2 separate regions of the Homo sapiens genome follow, and region 2 is linked to region 1. Evidence: chromatin loops called from intact Hi-C (ENCODE). Cell type or tissue: PC-9. All regions are shown on one strand. Each heading gives the region's core, and the rest is flanking DNA. Links, peaks and the distances in the headings are about the cores only.

Region 1 (8,338 bases), core at 158-8,157:
CTGTTCTCCAAGTGCTCCATTGTAAGAGGACACGCTAGTTGACTGGGGCTTTGTGTGTCTCTGTTGAGTCCGTTTCCTGCCCCTCGTGTGTTATGAGGGTGTTGATTCTGGTCTGGTCCCCGGATGGAATCTTCTGTGTCTTTTCCAACGTGGGGGTGTGAACCTGAGGAACTTAGACCCTGCGTGATTTTTCCAGCACTCTTGCACTTCGTGGGGCCTGCTCCTGACTGTGAGGAGAGTTCGAAGGGAGGGGAACAGGAAGAGAGGGCAGGAACACAAGAGCTTGTTTTTTTATTTTTGACATCTCTTCCTCCTCTTCTTTCCTCCCACCTACTTTGAGTTTCTAAGAACCATGATAGCCCTGGGGAGCCCTCCCGGCACAGATCTCAGTCTGTTTCAGCTCTGTTCTCTGCACCCACCCATGACCTCTCCATTTGCCTCTCTGTAGGGAGGAGGGTTGGGATTGGGCTGTAACTCTTTAGGACAGGGCACTAAGGAAGTATATTGACTGTTGTTTCTGGCAAATCCTCAGAGTTTCCTTGTGAAAGAACCTGTTAATTCAAAACCTGAAAGAAGTCTGGGTGCTCCTTTAGTGAGAGATTCACCCAAAAGAGTGACAATTGGCTGAGGAACACATTTTGTGCTTGTTTATTTAGAAATATTTTAATCCAAGCAGGTTTTCATTTTGATCTTGCTCCCTTGCTTCATTAAAGACATTTTCTGACTCCAGTATAACGCATAAAGGATTTTATAATTCACAAAAAAAATTGTTAACCCTAAATACATATAAACTATGAGTTACTTGCCTCCTTGATAAGAGGCCATCTGTGAAATGCACCTTACATATTCTGCTCTAGACCTGCTCTTTCAGAATGGCCAAGCTTAGCCCCAGAATTACAGCTCCTGAGTCACTGTAGTAAAGTTGCCATCCATCACAATGATTACGTGATCAATAATGCATGTGGTCTTTTCTGTGGGACCTGTCATGATGTTATTGGTGCAGCTGCTTCTCCACTGCAGCCTGCCCCTTACTGTCTTTTTCTGCTTCCTCTAATCCTGTCCTTTTTGATCCTGTGTTTCTGGTTGGCCTTTGTCCCTGGGGAAGGGCCCTCCTTCTGTCTGGATGGGTAGGTCCTTTTTGGGAAAGGCAGGACCTCAAGGAGCCGCTGACTGTAGCAGGTGGCCGGGGATCTTGGCAGGTGCCCCAGCTGATTCTCCTGCCAGGTCGGCAGCTGTAAAACCTCAACCAATGTCATCTCTGCCTCATTCCCTCCCTGTGGTGGGTGGTGGAGTGAGTTTAGCAAAGCCTTCAGACAGACCTTCCCAGGGTGTTGGGCTGTTTGCTGTCCTTCTGGCCAACCTGAGAACCCAGTACTCTCAGGCGACTGGGCACATGCCTTATTAGCAAGGGTGGCTTTTTAGTTGTTACCCCCACCCAGTGGTTTTGAAATACATGCCAAATTGTTGAGCTATCTGCTTTTTTTTTTTTTTTTTTTTTTTGTAGATTCGTGTGTAATTATTTTTGTCATTTGGGTTTGCACTAGGAGTAGGTCTTAGATTTTTGGCATAAATTCATGCTGGTGGAACTAGATATAGTGTATGTAACATAGAGAACAGAGTCAGGGAGTAAGAGTGGTTGGGTCCAGGGTACGTTCTGTGGATGTCTGTTGAAGGTCTTCAGCAACCTATGTTTAGAACATTCTGCAGAGGCAAGAAGTTTGAAAGCCTATTTGTATGGTATGTGAAGGCCAGTTCTGGGCAAATATGTCTAGAGTTTTATACCTTAAATTGGACAGAATTTGATTACTGAGCTTTGAAAAACCTTTAACACTGTTTCCTGGATGACTTGAATGTACAACAATCACGCTTTAGACCATAAATCAGCAGTTGCCTTTTCAGCGAAGGATCACAGTATGGAGATTATATTTTTCTTCTCCTTTTATAGAAGAGAACATTGAATCCTGTGTTGAGTCACATTTTTGTTGAAACCTTGGGCCCAGACCCTGCTTTCCCGATGCCTGCAAAGACTTCCCGATGCCTGCGATGTCTTTGCACTCTACCATGTTGCTTGCCATTTTCTTTTGTTGTTCATGGTGTGTGTGACTGAGCAGGTGAAGACGGTCATTGCCAAGGTCATGAGTTAATTTATCTTGTCCAGTGTTGCCCAATCCTTTGTAGATGAGGGAAGCAGTTTTCTGCTGTCTCATGAGATTTCCTACCCTACACCCTTTAATATACTCACCTTTTGGAGGAATAATAGCTGTAACATGTATGTAGGAAGCTTTACCAGTCAAGTATTATGGTATAGGGCAGGACTGCAAAGGACCCTGTTGTCATCTGCATCCTGCTGCCTCTTCAGCAGGGATGGGAGAAAAGAAAGGGGAGCAAAGGATGTTCTGCTGGCAGTGTGCCTGGGAGCTCACATGTTTAAGGACTGGACAGTTCCTACACAGATGCTCCTTGACTTATGAGATTATATCCCAGTAAACCCATCGTAAAGTCAAAAAATTGTAAGTTGAACCATCAGTAATCAGTGTTCTTTCTCAAAGACATGACCGCAGTTAAGGGGCGCTAAGTAGAGGTGTCCTTGGAGGTCAGTTTTGCTGACCTTCCTCTGGCTGGGGTCTTGTGGCCCTGCTAGCATGTGCCTGCTCCTGCCAGTTCTGTGGTCAATGGTAAAACAAGTTCTTCTCTGCTTGCAGATGAGCGTGAAGCCGTGCAGAAGAAGACCTTCACCAAGTGGGTCAATTCCCACCTTGCCCGTGTGTCCTGCCGGATCACAGACCTGTACACTGACCTTCGAGATGGACGGATGCTCATCAAGCTGCTGGAGGTCCTCTCTGGAGAGAGGCTGGTGAGTGGAGACCTTAGGAAGTGCCGTGTGTTGTAGGTGGAAAATATTTTTGAAAAATCAAGTGTGACTTGTCTCCTGTTGAATTCTGCACTTAATGGTTGATAGTTTTGAGGAGAATCTTGAGAAGTGAGTTGAGCGCTTCAGGGAGAGCCTTAGTGTCACATTCTGAGCGTGGATGATGTTCTTGAGCTGTAATAAAGCCACTTTGTTCTGGTAATTTGCAAGGTTGCCACCTTTGGTCAGAAAGAACTTGGCTGGGGTTCCTGCCAAGAACAGGGCATGGTGCTGGAATTTGAAGGGCCAGGCTTGGGCGCTGGCTTCTAGATGAACCTGTGTCCCACATGCGATGATGGAATGTTTTCTAAATTTGTGTCTTTCTGGTTGTCTAGAAAATCTGAGCTGCCATCTTAAGGTGGCAAGCATTGAATTCAGTGGCCACTGATGTTTTCTTCCCTGCACGCTTTTTATTTTGGGAGTGGAGGGAGAAGCTGGTGTTTTGTCATCTCCTTGGGAAAGGAGCTTCTGATGAATTCACCCTGCCTTTTCAGGCAGGAAAGTTGTCAGCCTGCAATGAAAATTGTATCCCCAATCTGTTTCCCAGAGCTGCTGCGGCCCTCTCTGATGTGACTCTTGTTTATGCACCTTATACCAAAGAAGCTTAAAGCAGTCACTGTGACTGATCCAACAGGTTTTGTCTCACCTTGGTTTGAAAATGGTTGCTGTATCCTCCCAGAGCACATGTAGTGCCATAGGTGGAAGTGGTGCCGAGCCAGAAGCCAACGCCCAGAATGGAGACCACATCTGTACTGACATCACCAGGAAAATATGATGCTGGCAGTTGGCAGGGCTGCCAGAAAGCCTTATTTTTAACTTGATCTCCACCCTGTAGCTTGCCAGCCGCAGTAGGCCTGTGTGCAGACCTGCCCCACACCTCTGACCGCAGGCAAGGGTCTAAGGTTGTCCCTTGTCCTATTTGTTATCAGCTCAGAGACAGACTGCCTCTTTGAGTCTGGGTTGAAATGGAGCCAGAAAAGTATTCTCTTCCCTGCCCTTCAGTTCAAGAACAGGGCTCTCCAGAAGATAGTGAAGCCCTGTCTTCTCTGTAGTGAGTTTCATCCATGCCCTTTGTTCCTGAGCATGTAGGTCTTGTGGCCTCATTTTCTGTGAGGGTTTGTCGGTCACACTAGACAAACTAGACAAATAACGGAGACCCCTGCTCAAAACCATGATGGCTATAAGAAGGCAGTTGATTTGTGGTCTGGGGGTGAGGGAGTGGACCCACATGGGGAGTTTGAACAGGCCATTTATTGCATTTTGATTTGATTTTCCAAAGTGAGTCTTGTTTGAGAGCCTAGACTAGAATTATTGTGATATGCAGCTTTAAGTATAATTTTTATAACCAGACTTCCTTTGTCTACCTCTCAACCTTTTTTTGTTTCTTAGTGTTTAACCTAGTATGTTTATTTATTGATTTTTTTTTTTTTTTTGTGGAGTGGGGGAATGGTGTTTTGAAAGTAGCTAAAAAAAATCATTAAAGGTCACATGGATAGGAGTTAGTCTGAACATTTATTTTTGTGGTTTTTTTTTTTTAATTTATTTTTGTTCCAATAGGGTCCAATCTTCTAGGCTGTAGGGAGTAAACTGTTCACCTTTAAAGACCCATAATTATTTTATACCAAGAAGATTGTGTCCTTGATAATGTCCACATCATAAATGGGATCAGGCCCATTGCCGTTTTTTCTGAACAGGGCAAGAAAAATATAAGTAGGGAGAAAAACCAGTAAAGCATAATTCTTAGATGTGTGTGAGTATCTCCCACTCCTCTCCTTATTTGTTAGCAGTAAGTTTTTTTGTGGCAACCCAGAGACCTAGGAGAGTAAGGATGAAGAAGATGGTACAGTGGCTACCATCTCCAACCTCTTAGGCAGTCGATATCAGTAGTTTTACAGAACTTTGTAAAGCCCCTAGTGCCTTCATTTGTATTACCCATTCTTCACAGCCATCTTGGATTATATAGGTTGGCCAGTCTAATTTTCTTATTCCAAAAATAAAGATACCATAGATAGAGTGCTCTTAAAGCTCTTGTTCATCTGGGCTGGAGATTTTAAGTCTCTTTGGCCTCGTAGTCTGTTTGGTTCATGGAACTTCCTGGAAAGGAAACACACCACACACTGCCTTTGGCCGTGGAGGTTGCCAGGACCTCAAGTTAAAGATCCTCCCTGCAGAAGACCTCCATGAGAGCTTGCCCCAAAGGTTCCTTGCATATTCAGATTCCAGAACTAATGAGGTGGTTAGAGCTTCCAGGCCTGGGTAAATGAATGTCCCAGCTAAGTGTGTCATCAGATAACATTAGCTGGGCTTTCTGCACCAGTGGTCCAAAACCCTGGGTAACATAAATGTTTGCACTCTATCTGGAGCCCAGTCTTTGTCAGCCAGCATTTTAGCCCCAGCACTTAACCACCAGCTTGGCAATAGCTAGCAGATAAATGTTTGAGGGACTAGGTGATTCAATTTACTTAATTAATAGATTCTTAGAGCCACTTCCTTTACAGAGGAGGAAATCTGTGAATGTGTGCATGTGTGTTTTCTGAGTAAAGTTCAAAGAAACATTAATGACCCAGACAATTCCACCCTCACCCCACCCTGGATTTTGGCTCAATAATATTTGAGTTAAATATGAGCAAGTATCATGTAGGCATTTGGGAACTTGATTTTGAACTACTCAGCAACATCACAAGGCAGAGATCTCTGGTCCTGGCCTGGTTATGATCTGTGTCCAGAAGTGTCTGCTCCCTCTCGGTCTCAGGTGTATCAGCTCATAGAGCAGTGAGAAGGCTGAGAGCTGGGCCAGGAAGCTTCTGCTAGTCAGGATTAGATTGATTAGAAATAAAACTATTCTTTTCTCATTTCTTATTCTGAGTTCACTATAGTCTATAACTCTCCATAAAGGTCTCACTTGAAAAATGCCTTAGAAATACAGACCCACCCTTTACTTTAACATTGGATTGGCAGATAAAAGTGTGAGCACAGAACCTGTGCTGGCCACTTAGTAATTAGACCTAGATCTCAGGACCAGAGTAGAATGAGGCTTGAGGGGTGATGGTTTGCCCTGCAGCAGCGTTGACATGTGGAGAGAGAGGAGCCCCTGGCATACGATAGGCCTGCACTTCAATGGTAATGTTCTGCCCACAGCTCATAATCCACTTTAGATGCTCCCCATTGCCTGCCATCTCCCTTCATGGGCGTCTGCAGTGAAGATTGATTCTCACTATGGTGGCCAGTTTTTTGCCTTGCTCCTGGCCAGACTAAGCCCTCGCCTCTGACCGAGATAGAGTGAGGTTTTCCAAACAACTCTGCCCTCCCCCAAACCCCACCAAGTCAGTTATCACTGGTTTTTGCTTCCCTGTTGTTTCCTGATCTGTATTCTGTCTTCTTACTCCATCAGTCATTCTCTGAGAAAGCAACAGAAAAGAGTGTGTGTGTGCGTGCATGTGTGTGTGTTTGTGTATGTTGCCACCATTAATTTCAAAGCAGGCTGAGCTAGGTGGAGAAGATAGATTTAACATGAGATTTGTTAAGCCTCAAATCCCACGTTGAACTGCTCTGAGTTTTTTCATAAAGCCTTTGTTTAAGAGAACCATACTGGTACATATTGTTTATTGAAATAGTGTTTGTGGACTGGCCATGGAACCTCGTTGGGGTTTCTTAAAAACGTCATTTGTATGGGAGAATTTACTTTTGTTTTAAACAACCAGCCACAGAACTCCTACATTAAATGTGGGTCTAATCACACAAACTTGAGAAGTGAACTAAGAGTCCTAAGTGCCACATGATAAAGTGCCAGATGAATGGCCCCAGAGCCCTAGAGTTCAGAAGGGGAGATGAGCCCTCTGGACAGGATGTCAAGAAACCTTAGTAGGAGGGTAGGGTGTGGGTAGGGTTCCAGCTGGGTCCAGGAGAAGAGCTTCACAGGCCGGGCAGCCAGAGTGTGAAAGCTCATAGTTTGGACTAAGTGAAGAGAGCATTTGGAGGTAGCAGGCATCAGGAACTGGCGCAGGGCAAGTTTCCCAGCCAAACTGGAGGGGTTTTTTTTGAAAGGAGTGGTGATGGTAACTTCCCTATCACTTGTGTTTACAGAGTACTCTCCTACTCTTTTCTCATTCAGTTCTTACAGTCTAATGAAGTGGGCAACCTCTGCTTTACAGAAAACAGTTACCAGTGACTTGCCAAGGCCAGTGCTGCTAGTAGGCGATATGGTGTGGACTGCAGCCCACCCTGCTGACTCTTCAGCGCCTCCTTTCCCATGGAGCCCTTAGGAGTGGGTCCCAGCTGGGAACAAGACAGGCAGGAAGTCATGGGACACAGTGTGGTATTCCCCGATTAATTGTAATTGGGCCAAAATAACTAATACTCCTCTGAAAGCTCAAAGTTTCATGTGTTGGGAGGAGTTTGGGGACTAGTGTGAAGTGAGTTTGGCTTTGTAGCATATTAGAAGAAATTTTGGAATTAGTGCTTCCCATCCTACCCTATGTATTCCGTAGAGGCCTTTGTTTGTGAATGTGTATAGCAAAAATCTATGTTTAATTAAAAGAAAAAAACATAAGCAAGTGCCTGTCACACTGATTTGCTGAGATCAGTGTCTTCTGTATTTCCTCTTCACCTGAACAAGAGATTGGCAGACACTGTAGACTTCAGCTTTGGTGCTAGTGAGTCCTCTGTCCTGCAACACCCTGTAGATTGTTATCATACAGCTGTAAGTGACTTCAGTGACCACCAAGTTAAATCCCCTCACTTGGTAGATATGGTAAGTCAGGGAAAATAAGTGACCAGCAAGGCCACCCAGCTGGGTTATGGCAGATCTAGGCCTCATTGGCCTCTCTCAGTGCCCGGGGCTGTGCTCTGCCCAGCACCACAACCCTTGATAGTTGTCACTCCAGGTAGCTGCAGGGTTTCTTTGGACACGTATAGAGAAAGAAGGGGCAGGGAGTACAGGGTGGAACAGGGCATCGCAGCACCCCAGAGACCTCCCAAAACACCCTGCCAGAAACCTTCCCTTATATCTTCCTCTCCTATAAAAAAAAGAGGCCAAATTAGCTCTCAGAAGCTTTTTTTTTCTTTCTTTCTTTCTTTTCCTCTCCATCTCTGGAGTGACAAAACCTTTGCGGTTGTAATTACTCCATAGTTCTGCAAATCCTGATGCCTTGCAGAGTGTAAATGACCCAAACTCAAGGCTGGGCAGGCAGGTGGGACAGAGCCAGTGCCCCAGGAGGGATCACCCAGCCCCCTCCTTCCTCTCTAAGGGTTTTTGGTCCATGCGAAGGAATTGCCCAAGGCCATACTGCTTCTTAGGCAGGGCCTGGACTGGACTCTAATAAGCAATTAGAATTATGTTGTCAGATCCTAGAGATGTTTATGTAGCCCCTTAAGTTTCCTCTCCTGTTTTAGAGCGAGAAAGAAGATGGGCCTGGGATGGAGATATGGCTG
Region 2 (8,338 bases), core at 157-8,156, 67 kb before region 1:
AGAACAGTGGTTTGAAAAGTAGAGGGCTTGTTAAAGCACGGGATGCTGATTCAGTAGGCCTTGAGTGGGGATAATTTACATATCCAACAGGCCAGGTGATGCCCTGGCTTGGGGATCACATTTTGTGACTGATGCAGAGTACTGATGGTCATCCAGTCCCCTTCCTTCGGTGTTTGAGACCACTTCATCTGGACCGAGCTAAAGTCTAGGAAGAAATAAAGTTTCAAACCCAGTAGAGTTACCTCAAAGATACACTTGAGACCCTTTTCAGAAGATGGCACCGAAAGTGAAGAAGGAAGCTCCTGGCCCGCCTAAAGCTGAAGCCAAAGCAAAGGCTTTAAAGGCCAAGAAGGTAGTGTTGAAAGGTGTCCACGGCCACAAAAAAAAGAAGATCCGCATGTCACCCACCTTCCAGCGGCCCAAGACACTGAGACTCTGGAGGCCGCCCAGATATCCTCGGAAGACCACCCCCAGGAGAAACAAGCTTGACCACTATGCTATCATCAAGTTTCCTCTGACCACTGAGTTTGCCATGAAGAAGATAAAAGACAACAACACCCTTGTGTTCACTGTGGATGTTAAAGCCAACAAGCACCAGATCAAACAGGCTGTGAAGAAGCTCTGTGACATTGATGGGGCCAAGGTCAACACCCTGATGGAGAGATGAAGGCATATGTTCCACTGGCTCCTGATTATGATGCTTTGGATGTTGCCAACAAAATTGGGATCATCCAAACTGAGTCCATCTGGCTAATTCTAAATATACATATCTCTTTTCACCAAAAAAAAAAAAAAAAAAAAAAAAAAAAAAAAGGTCCACTTGATGTGGGAGTGGTGTGGTAGGCTAACCACTTGACTTTGAGGAAAGGGAGATATCTTCCTGTCCCTTATAGGGGAGTGATACAGTGATAGGCCCAACAGGAGGGAGTGCTATTGTGGGGTTTCTGCTGAACATGCATGTTCTAAAGCGAGACATTTTGCTTAGAGCCATAAAAATGTACATATCACATTTCCTGTGTCCCTCTAGGGCTTTCGGTAGATACAATCTAATCTAGGTTTCAGTCTGAATTCTGAGGCAGATCTGCAAAACATGTAGGAATTCATCTTTTAATGGTGTAGTTCATCTTGTACTGATAGTGGAACCACCACCTGTGCCCTTTACTAAGCTGCTTTCAGGGTTTATGTATCTAAGGAAATAGGGTGAGGTAAACTACTTGTTACTAATTCTCACCCAGTTGACAGATACTTCCTATTATTAGGTTATCTGTGAATTGTAAAAAACTTTTTTTTTTTTTTTTTTTTTTTGAGACGGAGTCTTGCTCTGTCGTCCAGGCTGGAGTGCAGTGGTGCAATCTCGGCTCACTGCAAGCTCCACCTCCTGGCTTCATGCCATTCTGCTGCCTCAGCCTCTCAAGTAGCTGGGACTACAGGCGCCCGCCACCACCCCAGCTAATTTTTTGTATTTTTCGTAGAGACGGGGTTTCGCCGTGTTATCCAGGACGGTCTCGATCTCCTGACCTCATGATCTGCCCGCCTCGGCCTCCCAAAGTGCTGAGATTACAGGCATGAGCCACCGCGCCCGGCTTAAAAAACATTTTTAAAATAACTTTTACTTTACGTGTCTTCATCTTATTCACCCTCAGGAATTGCTTTTAATTCAATGCAGTATAATAAGAAATATATTTGGTCTTTGTTCTGGGTTCCTGGCATAGAGCTCCTAAAACCAATGGAGTCTGCCGAGTGATGGGAGTGTCTTTTGTTACCCATAAGGTGTCCCTTTTCTGACACCTGAGTTTGTGCTAATTCCATGACTTTGGGTGGGGATAGTCTCCCATCCCTAGCTAGCCTCAGGATGATGCTGTGCACCCAAGACTGAGCAGTTAGAGAATTGGAACTTTCAGCATCATCCACTCATCTGTGGGGGGAGTTGGTGTAGGTAGGGTGGGGTGCCCTGAGAGGACATGGAAGCCCCACCTCACCCCAGTACCTTGCCCTGTGCACTTTTCCATTTGGCCGTTCCTGAGTTGTAACCTTTATAATAAATTGGTAAACATAAAGGGGAAATTGTTTTCCTGAGTTCTGTGAGTTGTTCTAGCATATTATTGAACCTGAGGGGGTTCTTGGGAACCCCTGAATTTACAGCCTGCGGCCTGGGACTTGGAACTGGCATCTGATATGGGGGCAGTCTTGTGGGACCAAGCCCTTTATCCTATGGGATTTAACAATAATGTCAGGTAGAGGTGTCAGAATTGAATTGAATTGTAGCATACCCAGTTGGTACTGGGGAATCAGACTACTAAGATATTTCACAGGGGAGATAGCATCTCTAGTATAGTAGGCAGGGTGTCAGCTGGTTTTCTTGTTTGTTTAGAAATGGGGTCTTTCTGTGTTGCTCAGGCTAGAGTACAGTGGTAGAGTCATAGCTAACTACAGCCTTGAATTCCTGATCTCCAGTGATCCTCCTGCCTCAGCCTCTTGAGTAGCTGGGACTATAAGTGTGTGCCACAAAGCCTGGCTATATCGGTTTTTGTTTTTTGTTTTTTTTTTTTAATGTAGAAATCAGGCCTGTGATCACTTGTCCAGTACCAGCTTATCATTACAACAATGAATCGGCCAGCAATCAGTCACTTCCAGTGCCTAGTTCTTTCATTTTCCTTAAACTCTGCTGCTTGAAAATCAGTCTGATTCATATCTGCGTCACTCATCGCCACCCCCAGCTCCTTAGTAGCCAGAAACATCAGCGTGATGATCAGGAGGAAATACAGAGAACTTGACCTGGAGCACCTGGCAGGATTGAAAGCAACAGCTTTTTCTCCAAGCAGAGAAAAGCTTCATCTGAAAGCTTCCCCCTCATGCAAGTTGAATGATAAGAAACCTCAAGTCTTCAGCTTGTAAAAATTTAAGACTTAGATGTGTTTTAAGAAAATAATTAGAATTGCCGGGCGCAGTGGCTCACGTTTGTAATCTCAACACTTTGGGAGGCCGAGGCTGGTGGATCATGAGGTCAGGCGTTCAAAACCAGCCTGGCCAACGTAGCGAAACCCCATCTCTGCTAAAAATACAAAAAATTAGCTGGGCGTGGTGGCGGGCGCCTATAATCCCAGCTAGTTGGGAGGCTGAGACAGGAGAATCGGTTGAACCTGGGAGGCGGAGGTTGCAGTGAGCCGAGATCACGCCACTGCACTCCAGCCCGGGCGACAGTATGAGACTCCGTCTCAAAAATAATAATAGTTAGAATTAACATTGAGTATTGTCATATACTCCAAAATTTTATGTTTATATCCAAGAATATTTATAGATATCCAAAATATATTAACATGCAATCCTCATGAAAAGTTATTAATGAGACACTTTACATTTTTTATACTACGTCTTTGAAATATACATCTTTTGTATATGTAACAGACTGGCAAGATATATACTTATTCCTAAAGTGGAATGTGGAGTGAAAACATGGTAGATGGTACTTCCCCACTTCTGAGGTGTTACTGTTTACAGTTTGGAAGGAAGCTGAGGAGAGCGTTGGTCAATCCTGTTAACTAGCACAGTGAAGTAGTTTTTATGTTTTCTGTAAATGATTGCTTGCATCCCGTGATTGCAGGCCCACTTTCCTGACCTCTGACCAGTTGCCTTGGTATCATGGAACATGCAGTGATTCAAACTAAGCTGGACTTTTTGGAAACCAGCATTTTATTTGAAGTAAAAAGAAAACAGTTACACAATTTTTTAAAGACTACGTCTTCCCCTAATTTGTGTTGATTCTACTGTGAGACAAGAAAAATGCATTTCTGCTTGAGGTGCAGTAACAAAACTAGCACAAATTTCTTTCCTTCTTAACTATTTCTCGGATAGAAGATTCATTCTTAACATAGACCTTATCATTATAGGATTTTTTTTTCTTTTCTTGTTGAGAACTTTTACTTTTTCACTTAAAGGAAGCATTTGACAGTCGCTTCTTTTTAGCATATCTGAATTGCCAGCCCAGGGCCATTATTAAGTCAAATAAGGGTTACCTGACAGTTAATCTGATAATCAAGACGGCTGCTAAGTGACTAACAGGGAGCGTCTGCAGTGTGTGTCTGCTGGACAAAGGGATGATTCACATACCAGGCGGGATGGAGCGAGATGGCGCAAGATTTCATCACAGTGCTCAGGATGGCATGCAATTTAAAACGTATGAATTGCCTATTTCTTCAGTTTTTCATTTCATATTTCCAGACCATGGTTGACTGAAGGTAACTGAACCATGGAAAGTGAAACCCAGGCTAAAGGGGACTAGTGTGTGTGTGTGTGTGTGTGTGTGTGTGTGTGTGTGTGTGTGTGTCTAAACCATTTGACTTCTAGTGAACGAACAGAGCCAACCTCTTCCTGAATATGTAAAGAAATCTATAAAACATGGCCTAGAATGATCTAATTAGGAGGAGGAAACCTATTTACATGAGACTATATATGTATACAAGTGCCTGGAAGTTAGTATAGGCAATGATTGCTGTAGTAAGATGGAGTTTCGCTCTTGTCACCCAGGCTGTAGTACGATGGCGCGATCTTGGCTCACTGCAACCTCCGCCTCCTGGGTCCAAGTGATTCTCCTGCCTCAGCTTCCCGAGTAGCTGGGACTACAGGCACCCGCCACCACACCTGGCTAATTTTTGTATTTTTAGTAGAGACGGGGTTTCACCATGTTGGCCAGGCTGGTCTCGAACTCCTGACCCCAGGTGATCCGCCCGCCTTGGCCTCCCAAAGTGCTGGGATTACAGGCGTGAGCCTCCACGCCCGGCCTGCTGTAGTAATTTAGGGGGAAAGATTGATCTCTCTCTCTGTCTCTCTCTCACACACACACACACACACACACACACGCACGCACGCACACAAACACACACACCCCAGTCATTTTAAGGGGTAGGGTCTAGTGACCTAAAGAGCACTGGAACTTGGAGAGAGGAATCTGGGACCTGAGTCTCGTCGTGGCTGCTTCATTTTCCACTGCAGCAAAATTGAAGAGGCTAGGCTGCAGGTCTCTGAGAACACCTCTCCTTAAAACAGAAAGTCTGCTTTGGGCTGCTTAAGATAGTATATGCCATCTCACGCCTGGACTCATTGTCTAAATCATGTTAGGGCTCTTCTTGTTCGCACACCTAACATTCTGTTCAGAGGTGACACTTTCCTGCCCCAAGGGAAAGAGAACAGCTTCTTGCATGGTGGAATGGGTTTTTACAGAGAGGATTAACAGGGATTTAATAGCTACCCATTATTTTCCTCATCTACTCTTCAGGCTGTATCCCTAAATTATGCATTATTTGGGACTATTTGTGAAAGAGGTGTGGCCCCTAGCACACAGTAACTATACTACCATTGTTTGTGAAATCTGAATCTGAAAGAGCATTTTATATCCAAGTTGTTCATGAAAGCTATTGAGAGAAAGTCTGTTGAGGTCTTTGCACGTAGTCCTAGATTATACCCTCAATTTATTTTTCACATATAAATGGTTTCCATGGTTTTCTCACCATAGAGGTGGAAGAATCTTTGCTTTACTTTTTTAGGTGTAGTTTTCCTCTGGTTCCTTCTCCCTCCTCTGTCTGTTCACCACTATAGACCCAGTTTCTCCCCTGCTTCTGAAATCAGCTTGGATTCCTTCTCCTGTTCTACCTCAGACTCTCTTCTCACCTCAGCAATGGCTGAAATCTCACAGTCGCTGAGGTGAGTGATCCAGGCATGGGAGAACATGCAGATGGAAGCCTCGTGCTCCCAGAGTTTCTGACTATTCACCATGCACTCATCCCCCTTCCTGGCCCAGCCCCTATTCCTGCACCTCACTCTTTGAGAGCCCAGGTTCTCCTTCCTCAGTCACCTCAGAGAACCTCTCTTGATCCTCATTCCCCTTTTTGTCTCCTGTTCCACCCCTAGCCTTTGTCTGAACTCCTCATTCTCTCCACTCCACCAGAATTCTTTCCCTAAGTCACTCACTTACTTTTGAGGCGCTCCGTTCTTCTGTGAAAAATCTCATAGAATTGAGAGTTGATTTATGACTGAATTAAAGGAATACAATTGCTCTTCATTTGGGGACTGCCTGTGTAAGCAAAAGAGGAAAAATGTATGTGACCTTTCTGCCTTCTTATCCTTTTCCTGGCTCTGTCTGCATACATGTTCTCTCACACACACATATCAGCTTTATTGCAGTACAATTTACATACCATAAAATATACCCCCTTTGAAGTATACCATTCAGCAGTTTTTAAAATATACTCAGAGTTATGTGACAATTACCACTAATTCCAGAGCATTTTTATTACTTCCCAAAGAAATCCCATGTACGTTAGCGGTTACTTCCCATTTTCCTTTCCCCCAGCCCCAGGCAACTACTAGTCTACATTCAGACCCTATGGATTTGCCTATTCTGGACATTTCCTAAAAATTGAATCATGTAATCTGTGGCCTTTTTGTGTCTAACTTCTTTCACTTAACAAAACTTTTTCAGGTTTCATCCGTGCTGTAGCATGTATCAGTACCTTATTTCTGTCTCTGCTCTCTTAGATAAGTAATAGTGGTAGATTAGAGAGAAAGAGCAGAAAATACTCTGTAAAAGCTACTAGTACCATAGTGCTGTGATTTTTATTTGGTGGTTGCCTGGAAACAGATGGCAAATCTGTTGTAGGCATCAGAAACTACTGTAGGCCAGATGCAGTGGCTCACACCTGTAATCCCAGCCAAGGCAAGTGGATCACCTGAGATCAGGAGTTCATGACCAGCCTGGCCAACATGGTAAAAACCCATCTCTACTAAAAATACAAAATGAGCCGGATGTGGTGGTGCACACCTGTTACATGTGAGTAACCACCTATTCAGGAGGCTGAGACAGGAGAATCACTTGAATCTGGGAGGCGGAAGTTGCAGTGAGCCAAGATTGCGCCATTGCACTCCAGCCTGGCTGGGTGACAAGAGCAAGACTCTGTCTCAAAAATAGAGTAAGTACTGTAGACTTAGGAAGTTTTTCATTTCCCCAAATGTGGTCATCATAAAGGCCTATTGGTGGGTGTTTGGTGTCTCAGATGGTTCTATTTGTTGCCGTTATTAAATTCACTTACACAGTTAACCCCTTTGCCAGTTTTCTACCAAAGTGGACCTGTGAGAAAGTACTATCATAGGATGATAAAAGGTATAAATTTAATTTATATATAAGGCACTTGTAAAGTTATGTGTATTTTAAAAATAAAACATGTCCCATGATAAAAGCAAACTCAGAATGACACAAAGTATATTTTTAAATTTAACAGTGCAACGCAGCTCTCTAGAATTTTATTTAACCTCCATCTTCAGTGATACCATTCAATTTAATTTTCTAATTAGGAGAGAAAATTGATGCTAGGTAGATGTTAAATAGTTTCTTAAGTTGCATTTGATTTTTGATACCAAGTCAATTAAAGAAGATAGTTGTGATTATTAAGCTATAAATTCACCAGTAGTTTGACATGATCATATTCAATAGCAGTCCAGTGGAGAGGGGTCCAGGTGACAGCAGAGCTAAATATTTGGTCTATGTCTAATGATTGACTTCTGAAAAAAATCATGCTTAGAAAATTATTTTTGGTTAGGTCCTTCTGGTTGTAAGGAATACAGATTCACTTGAGTTCTCTGAACAACAAAGATATGTGTGTGGTGGATATGGGGTAAAAGAAGGAGAGGCCGGGAGCTGTGGTTCATGCCTGTTATCCCAGCACTTTGGGAGGCTGAGGTGGGAGGATTGTTTGAGTCCAGTAGTTAAAGACCAGCCTGGCCAACATAGTGAGACCCTGTGTCTCTGAAAAGTAAAAAAAATTAGCTGAACACAGTGGCACACACCTATAGTCCCAGCTACTTGTGAGGCTGAGGTGGGAGGATTGCTTCAGCCCAGGAGGCTGAGGCTACAGTGAGCCGTGATTGTGCCACTGCACTTCAGACTGGGTGACAGAACAAGACCCTGTCTTTAAAAAATAAATACATACATACAAGAGAGTTATTACAAAGTTTCATGCAAATGAGCCCTGAAAAATCTATGTGACAGTGGCTGCTGTGGACCTGGAGGCATTACTTATATTTCCGATGGGCCATGCGCCTCATTCATTGGAACCCTCTGCTTAGTATCTGCTCCTCCTTGACTCAGCTCACATGTGGCTTTGGTATACTGTCATTCCAACCCCAGCTCTTGCCTATCCTTTGCCTTTTGTCCTCATTGCTAAATGACTGAATATCCTTGTTTCCTGTAGTTCAAATGTCTGTAAGGTTGGGTACAGAGATGGGGTTTTGATTGACCCGGAAGATCCTTTTATACCAGATCATGGCCAACCGGATACTTAGAGTGGAT

The links. A loop is a pair of places that touch in the nucleus more often than their neighbours do. Peaks named below come from ENCODE experiments on the same cell type or tissue, not always from the same donor. Only the 100,000 strongest peaks of a DNase experiment are listed, where the experiment ranks them.
Region 2: it touches region 1 in a loop (4-fold over the local background); 25 of 110 quality-filtered maps call a loop at or near these places.

The regions. Positions count from the first base shown.
Region 1 is chr2:54,596,390-54,604,727 of GRCh38, forward strand. It overlaps SPTBN1 (spectrin beta, non-erythrocytic 1), which reads left to right. Exons shown (of 36, transcript NM_003128.3): 3 at 2,703-2,854. Among named protein-coding and RNA genes, the nearest start is that of SPTBN1-AS1, 42 kb to the left of the region's middle. RefSeq lists enhancers at 1-75, 1,140-1,189. In PC-9, for the core only: no CTCF peak of the experiment used is centred there; no DNase peak of the experiment used is centred there.
Region 2 is chr2:54,529,072-54,537,409 of GRCh38, forward strand. All of the region lies in intron 2 of SPTBN1 (spectrin beta, non-erythrocytic 1), which reads left to right. SPTBN1-AS1 (SPTBN1 antisense RNA 1) reads right to left here. Exons shown (of 4, transcript NR_185881.1): 3 at 5,969-6,067. It also overlaps the pseudogene RPL23AP32. Among named protein-coding and RNA genes, the nearest start is that of SPTBN1-AS1, 25 kb to the right of the region's middle. In PC-9, for the core only: no CTCF peak of the experiment used is centred there; DNase peaks (open chromatin) are centred at 2,700 and 4,090; H3K4me3 peaks cover 332 bases; H3K27ac peaks cover 4,059 bases.